Linked DNA regions of Homo sapiens: region 2 is linked to region 1. A link is an interaction called in ENCODE POLR2A ChIA-PET data of the cell type or tissue named here. Cell type or tissue: MCF 10A. All regions are shown on one strand. Each heading gives the region's core, and the rest is flanking DNA. Links, peaks and the distances in the headings are about the cores only.

Region 1 (4,398 bases), core at 165-4,164:
ATGCCACCCATCATATGCAGAGGCCAGGGGGAAGCTTTCCCCCTTTTCTGCTCTGAATCCATGGCACTCAGTGAAAATAAAGGGATTTTTGACAAGGGAATTACATTCTCCCATTTGACAGTGAAATCGTGTTTCTTTACTTAAAAGGAACTTTGCCTCTGAGGTCTAATTTTCAAACAGTTTTGGAATGAGATGTTTAGGACTATTAAAAATGCATCTTTATTTTTGATTTCTCATTTTGTTTGGGCTCCAGAGGTTCCTAGTTTGCTTATTATGATTAGCTTTCATGAGTGTCAGTATTTTATTTTGGTGTGAAGATGGGAAGCTGGAAAACACACTGGATTTAAAATTTTCTTGTTTCCCCTTCATGTTGTGGAAATTCTCTTCCCTTCAGAGCTAATTTGTTCAAACTCAAATACTTAAAAATCACAGCAGCCAAACAAAAGGACATGGCGAAAAGAAAAGAAGGTAGCCTGGGCCAGTAGTGTCACTCGGTGTGGACTTCTGAGGTGTTGAACAGGAACTTCTGTTTCTGTTTTCCTCTTTTCTCTCCTCCTTTCTCTTCAGAGAGGGGATCTGAAGTAGCTGGTGTGACCAGTTTCATGAAGCCTGCTTCAATAGCTGGCCTGAAGTAGTTTCTTAGAATTTCCTTCTGAAAAATGATGGTAAAGGGTGAAGAACTGTTGGTATTTTGATGAGACCAGGTTCTTTATGAAAGAAAAGGGAATGAGGGTTCAACATTGAACTAAAATGTATTGAGCCCTCCCTCTGGGTCAGGCACTAGTATTGGAAGCTGGGAGTGGCATCGGCATCTCACTACTTGTCCTATAACTCCAGGTCTCCTAGGGAGAAGAGGCAGTGAGCATGCTGGGGGTATGTGTCTGGATCGCAATAGGCCACTCAGGGGCAGTCATGTTGGGTTACTGAAGGGCAGGTTATTCAACTCTGCATATTCTGGGAGTTTTAATTGTATAGACCTGTTCTCCAGAATGGCATCACTAGCCCCATGTGGCTGTTGAGCATTTGAAATGTCGCTGGTCCGAACTGAAATGTGCTGTGAGTGTAAAATACGTATCCTGATGTCTAAGACTTAGTATACATAAAGGAAGTAAAATAGCTTGATATTTTCCGTTAATTACATGTTGAACGATAATATTTTGGATATTTTGGATGTAATATAATAAACTACTAAACTTCACCTGTTTCTTGTACTTCTTAAAATGGGGCTACTAGATAATGTAAAACTACACAGGCAGGATTGTCTTTAGCTCAAGAGGTTGCTTCCTCACCCAGGACCTCACATCTGCAAAGTTACATATATGGCTTACATTATATTTCTACCGGATGGCACTGGTCTTGGGCATGGCATTGGAAAGAAATGGGGACAATTCTCCTCATTAGATTTTCTCTTTCACTCTATTTCTTGTAAGTGCTAGAACTGTGAATTTTGGCAATGATATGTTGCTTTGAACGATGCACATGGCCTTCTCCATGTGCTTCTTGTTTTTCTAACAAGATTATAAGTATCTTGAGTTCCTTTAAGTCGTAGAGTCAACAAACCCACAACGAGTGATAATTGTTGTGTCAGGTATGGTGCTGGGTTCTGGGATTGCAAAATTGAGTAAGACCTGGCCGTTGCCCTAGGAACTGCTATCTAGAGATAAGGCAGGTAAGTATGCAGCTGCCAGAATTAAATGCAAGCCTGGGGGCTCCGGCCTTCTCATCATGGGAAGAGGAATCCAGAAGGATGGGGTCTGAGTCACCTATTTCTATAATATCCCCAGCTCTACTAAATCATTTTTATACGTAAGTTGTTTTTATCACACAAGTACAGTCATGCATGGCTGAACAATGGGGACATGTTCTGAGAAATGCATTGTCAGGCAATTTCATCATCCTGTGCACATCATAGAATGTGCTCACACAAGCCTAGATAGTGTGGCCTACTTCACACTCATGCTCTATGGCACAGCCTATTGCTCCTAGGCTATAAAACTGTATAGCATGTTACTGTACTGAATTTGGTAGGCAACTATAACATAATGGTAAGTAGTTGTGTATCTAACATATCTAAACATAGAAAAAGTACAGTAAAAACATAGTATAAAAGATAATAAATGGCAGATGTATTAGTCCGTTCTTGCATTGCTAGAAAGAACTACATGAGCCTGGGTAATTTATAAAGAAAAGAGGTTTAACTGGCTCACGGTTCCACATGTGTTCAGGAAGCATGGCTGGAGAGGACTCGGGAGACTTACAATCATGGCGGAAAGCAAAGGGGAAGCAGACATGACCTACATGCTGGAGCAGGAGGAAGAGAGAGAGCAAGGCAGGAGGTGCCACACACTTTCGAACAACCAGATCTCGTGAGAACTCGCTCACTATCATGAGAACAGCAAGGGGGAAATCTGCCCCCATGATCCATTCGTCTCCCACTATGCCCCACGTCCAACACTGGGGATTAAAATGTGACATGAGATTTAGGTGGGGACACAAATCCAAACCATATCAGTACACCTGTATACGGCATTTCTGGGTGAATCAGTGAATGAGTGGTGAGTGAATGTAAAGGCCTAGGATATTACTGTAAACTACTGTGGACTTTATTTTTATTTGTTAGTTTATTTTTGAGACTTTATAGCCTAGGTTGGAGTGCAGTGACACGATCATAGCTGACTGCAGCCTCAAACTCTGGGCTCAAGTGATCCCACCCCTCAGCCTCCAAGTAGTTAGGAATATAGGCATGTGCCACCACGTCTGGCTAATTTTTAAATTTTTTGTAGAGACAAGTCTTGCTATGTTGCCCAGGTTGGTCTGAAACTCCTGGCCTCAAGTGTCCTCCCACCTTGGCTTTCCAAAGTGCTAAGATTACAGGTGTGAGTCACTGTGACTGGCCCTACTGTGGACTTTATAAACACTATGAACTTAGGCTACATTAAATTTGTAGCAAATATTTTTTCTTCAATAATACATTAAATGTTGCTCACTGTAACTTTTTTACTTTATAAACTTTATTTTTTTAACTTTTTGACTTTTTTGTAAGCGCAGCTTAAAACATAAACAGATTGTCAAACTATGAAAATTTTTTTCTTTATATCCTTATTCTATAAGTATTTTCCTATTTTTAAAGCTTTTTATCTATTTTCTGCCCATTTTTGTTGTTGTTGTTGTTGTTGTTGTTAAAAGCTAAGACAAACACACGCATCAGCCTAGGCTGACGTCACGATTGATGATGTCAGGATCATTAATACCACTGTCTTCCACTTCCACATCTTGCCTCTAAAAACTGGAAGGTTTCAGGGGCAATAACATGCATGAGGCTGTCATCTCTTATGATGACAATGTCTTCTTCTGGAATACCTCCTGAAGGGCCTGCCCAAGGCTATTTTATAGGTAACTATTTTTTTTTATAAATAGGAGGAACACACTCTAAAATAATGATAAGAAGTATGGTATAGTGAATACATAAACCGATAACATAGTCCTTTGTTATCACTATGAAGTATTATATGCTGTACATAATTGCCTGTGCTATTCTTTTATATGACTGGCAGCACAGTAGGCTTGTTCACATCAGCATCATCACAAACATGTGAGTAATGTGTTGTACCACGATGTTAAGATGGCTACATCACTGGGTGGTAGAACTTTTTCAGCTCCATTTTAATCTTGTGGAAACACCATCGTATATGTGTTTCTTGGTGATTGTATCGTCATTATGCAGCACTTGACTGTAAAAGATAATCATTGTAAAAAAAAAAAGAAAATACAGATAAAGCAGAAAACACAGACCTCACAGTTGGCATGGTTAGCATTTGAATATAATCCTTTCCAGTAATAAGTTTGTCAAGTGTCAGAGCTGAAACTCAGATTAGGCATAGCAGAAAAGAGAATCTGTGGCTTTTCAAAGGCTGGATCTAGAAAATCAAACAATGATCAGCTCTCTTTCTCTCTCTCTCCATCTTTTATCTGTGCTTTCATCTGTTCTGGCTTCATTCCCAGACTGACTTTCTGCTCATTCTGGAAAGATGGACCCTGACAGTTCAGGCTTATGTGATCCTTTGTGCCTAAAATCTTAGTAGAGAAGACAGAGAGAGACAGGGAGAGACAGAAACGGAGCGAGAACCACTGGCTCCATTATTGTGTTCAAAAGGGTTAATCTACTTGGTCCACCCAACAAAATCCATGGATTAAGAAAGGGAAAGACTGGTTTCCCATAGACAGAAGCAGAAAAGAAGATATATCTGTTCACCTGCCCACCTACTTACTAACCTGCTTATTTATCTGGCATAATAAACTATTTGGGCGGGATGAGGGAGATAGGAAAGTGCCTACTACTTCTTAGCTTAATAATGAAGCCTCATTTTACTGAAAGGGGTAAGACAAAAGCCAGGTTTA
Region 2 (4,398 bases), core at 239-4,238, 110 kb after region 1:
AAGGAAACTAGCATTTATTTAACTAGGGTTTCCTGTTATAATGTTTCCAGTGTAATGATGCATGCACGCAAGAACTTAGTATACTGTGAATAATTATTTGTTGAATGAATAAATAAGCAATTAGCCAATGGCAAAGTGTTCTCTTTGATTTCAGGGACAAGGGGAGCCTTTCAAGCACATTCACCTATTGTTCCTTGGAGACCAGTGACATTGATAGGGAAAATACTCATGGACCGACCCCTGGAGGCTCCTGTGCCTCAGCAGTAGGGCTGGAAAAGTGTCCTCAAGGCCGGCGAGGTGGCTCAGGCCTGTAATCTCAGCACTTTGGGAGGCCGAGGAGGGTGGATCACCTGAGGTCAGGAGTTTGAGACCAGCCTGGCCAACATGGTGAAACCTCGTCTCTACTAAAAATACAAAAATTAGTCAGGTGTGGTGGTGGGCACCTGTAATCCTAGCTACTTGGGAGGCTGAGGCACAAGAATCACTTGAACCCGGGAGGCGGAGGTTGCAGTGAGCCGAGATCACACCACTGCACTCTAGCCTGGGCGAAAGAGTAAGACTTTTTCTCAAAAAAAAAAAAGTGTCCCCCCATTTTCCTGCATGCTATTAGGGAACTAATCTCAGTTTCTCTGGGAATGGAAGGTTAAGGGTTGTAACTGGGTAATCTTTCTGAGATTCTCAACCTCCTGTCTTAGTCCATGGGTGACATCCAGGGAAACTCAACAATTCCACACTGGAAAGGAGTCTCCAGTTCCAACACTTTCCTCCCCAAAACACTCACTAATCACCTGGAAGTCTGATTTCAGAGTTAGAGAATTTGGCGTAGTTTTGAAATACTATGTGTAGCAATAATGATTTCATATCAGTTTTTCATAGCCTATGTGATCAGAATGACCTGAGTCAGAACCATTCACCAGCCGGGTAGCCTTCACATCACAGGAGTGGAGCGCTTAAGATTTTTCTCACCTTCTTTATTTGTAAAAGTCACAAAGACTAAAGTTAATCCTGTTGCAAAGCCGTGGTTCAATTCATCCATGATAGACCCTGATAGGTTTGCCTGGATTTCAGCTATGTCTAATTAAGCCACGGCAATTTGCAGTAAGAGAGAACAAGATGTGATTGATGGCGTTTACTGTGGATCTGTGGAGTAAGCAGTAAACTCTTCTTTCTAGGTGCATTTGGTTACTTCAGGTCAAAGAGATTTGCATGAGAAAGTTTTGCACCTGGCAATATAAATTGCATGCTTAATAACTGCATGTGTGGCAAAGGAAATTTTATTAAGGCCTCGGGGCAGATTGGACTTACAGACTGTACATGCTAACACCAGGAAGGGGCAAGCACAGGGGCTAGTTGCAAAGGATTACAATCTGAGTCTAGGTCTGATGTAGACTCCAATTCTGAGCAACACTTTTGATGGTTTGTACCAGGAGTCAGGGCTGGGAAATGCCTCTGAGCTAAACGAGCAGAAGCAGAAATTTGGTACTTGTCTTTATATATGTATATACATACATGTGTGTGTGCGTGTGTGTATATATATATATATGAAATTGTCAAGTTTTGTGGGAGAAGATTAAGTTTAAGAAGTCTAAGAACAGTTTGAATAAGTTACACTCTAGAACTCTGGGGAGATGAAAGGTGAGTGATTAAGGTGGTTTCGATCTACACCATAGTAAGTGTTCAGCACTCTCTTTGGCACAGATCAGTTTGCCAGAATTGTTACACCCTTCCCAGAAGCTTGGGGCTGAAAGATTAAGGACGGTACAGGTCAAAGGTTAGTTATGTTAATATATTTATTTGCGAAAATATACAAAAGCCCTGATTAACCTTGGCTTTTGAAGTCTGAGCTGTCAGTCCTTCACGTTCATGATCAGTTTTCATCTGAAAATGTTTTCAAACAGTCTAGTATCAAAACAGAATCTATGTACCTCAGGTAAAAACATGTTGAACTGCATGGTACCTGTAATACTATGTACACTGGCAGCTTCGTTTGGTAGATACCTATCATGTAAGCTACTCTTTTGCTCCTATAAATTTAGTTACTATTTTAGGAGAGAAGGTAATTTATTAAAACAGACAACAAAAAAAGACGGGGTGAAGGGAACATTCTTTATTATTTAAAAAAAAAATCCTTTTTAGAAATTAAGCTTTCAGCTCCTTAATCTGTTAGGGGAGTACTTACTCAAAAACAAAAGAAAACAAAATGAAAACAAAAACTCTAGGTTCTTTCAGTCTTAGAGGGGTTTAGCAACAAACCATTATTGTTTGCAGACTGATTTTTCTGTGAGAAGGCAAGCTGCCTTAATGACAGCTTATGCAATAACAATCCCTGATATAGTATTTACCTGGATGTAGCAACAACTGTGCTGTAAGCCAAGAAGAAGGAGGAAAAAAAGTCAGTATCTTGTGCGTGAGAAGCTTGTAGATACCCTGAGGTGACTTCATATAATTCTAAAATAGCAGGTAGCTTCTTGCATAGCTAATCAAGGTATCAGCGCCCGGAGCAAATGGAGGTGGCTGACAGCGTGCTTTGGTTTCAGATGCATTCAGCTCTTTTTGAGTGATATGAGCTTAATTCATGTTCTAGTTTCCATACGAAAAGTTTATGCATTCTGATTTGGCAAATATCCTGTCCTATAACCTGACAGCTCTGTGCTTTGATAAAGCTGTTGACCTCAATGTCTTACTTGTACTTATTCATTATATGTGGTGGGAAAGTTAGTATAGTTTAAAAAAGGGAACAGCCTTTTTTTTTATAAAGCATTTGAATTATATACCCCAACCCTCCACTTTTATTCATTGCTTAGCAAAGGAGGATACAGGTGACTCACCTGAAAAACTTGAAATATACTCTGTAGTAAAGTGGAAAGAGCTTAAAGAGAAGGAAGTCTTAAAATTAATTAAAAAAAAGACAGAGAGAAAGGAGTCATCCTGACTTTGTAAGGTGCGTGGGTCATTTCGGGAGAGAGCAGTTCCTGGGTCAGAGTGAAGGTCACAGAGTGACAGCCTCTGATAAGTTTAATTGCTAGTGTCTTGAGGTTTTCTAAAGAAAGCCTAACATTAGCAGGTAGCTTTGGTTTGTCATTGTGTCTATCCAATATCTGGGCTCTCCAACGTGGTGAAACCCCATCTCTACAAAAAATAAAATAAAATAAAATAAAAACAAGTTAGCCAGGCATGGTAGTGCACGCCTGTAGTCCCAGCTACTCAGGAGGCTGATGTGGGAGGATTGCCTGAGCCTGGAAGGTTGAGGCTGCAGTGAACCATGATCATGCCACTGTACTCCAGCCTGGGTGACAGAGTGAGACCCAATCTCAGAAAAAAAAAAAAAAATCTGGTTTCCATTTCTGAGTCCCTCTGGATTAGTGCATAGGGGAAACAGTTTTTCTTAGGGACCATTGGCCACTAGTAAGGCAATAACTAGCCCCGAGGTGGACCTGCCTTACAAAAAGGAGGGCTCTGAATCACATTTATTGCTTTGGCACACAGGAAGCTACAAGTGAAAATGCCATGTGCAAAGAGCCCATAATTTTACTCTAATAGATATTTAGCAGCTTAAATGAAATAACAAGGAATACATTCACCCAGGCGCCATCCAGGAGGATTTGGTGGGTATTTTACATTCCACTCTTTGAAAAGAAAAACATAATTTTTGATACTTTCCCAAGATATATGAATATTTCAGCATGCAAAGCAATAATACATAGCATACGTTTCAAGTTGAACCAAATTCTGTTTGGCCAAAAGGATTTATTGCTGTCACTATAATGCAAGCCAGTCAATCAAGTTGAATTTTTCTTCCAAATCAGTTGATTAGAGCTCAGTCAGGCAGCTACTTGCTTTCCTGTTTGTTCACATGCTGCTGATTTTCTTGTGCTTAGCTAAGAGGCATGGAATCAACAAATATGAATGCTATAACTTGCCACTCTGCGCGTGTTTCTCCTTAATCCCTGGACCCCAGCTCTCTCATGGATGGTTTGAATTCCTATAGTTTTTCTTTCTAGCCACTCAAAATTCAGTGGGTCTAAGTAGAGTTTATTATCCTTTTCCCTCATCCAATCTCATACTCCTTCAAGTTGCAGTCCTTAGAGCCTTCTTTGGATTTTTTTTTTTTTTTTTTTTTGAGACAGAGTCTCACTCTGTCACCCAGGCTGAAGTGCAGTGGCATGATCTTGGCTCACTGCAACCTTCACCTGCCGGGTTCAAGAAATTCTCCTGCCTCAGCCACCCCCGACCCCTGAGTAGCTGGGATTACAGGTGTGCACCACCATGACCAGCTAATTTTTGTATTTTTAGTAGAGATGGGATTTCACCATGTTGGTTAGGCTGGTCTCAAACTCCTGACCTCAGGTAATCCACCCCCGTTGGCCTCCCAAAGTGCTGGGATTACAGGAGTGACTT

Evidence for each region. Peaks named below come from ENCODE experiments on the same cell type or tissue, not always from the same donor. Only the 100,000 strongest peaks of a DNase experiment are listed, where the experiment ranks them.
Region 2: POLR2A ChIA-PET joins it to region 1 with 9 read pairs; 2 of 35 experiments call an interaction of 5 or more read pairs at or near these places.

What each region holds. Positions count from the first base shown.
Region 1 is chr13:73,260,194-73,264,591 of GRCh38, forward strand. No RefSeq gene overlaps it. Among named protein-coding and RNA genes, the nearest start is that of KLF5, 200 kb to the left of the region's middle. In MCF 10A, for the core only: no CTCF peak of the experiment used is centred there; a DNase peak (open chromatin) is centred at 1,818.
Region 2 is chr13:73,366,387-73,370,784 of GRCh38, forward strand. No RefSeq gene overlaps it. Among named protein-coding and RNA genes, the nearest start is that of LINC00392, 200 kb to the right of the region's middle. In MCF 10A, for the core only: no CTCF peak of the experiment used is centred there; a DNase peak (open chromatin) is centred at 2,435.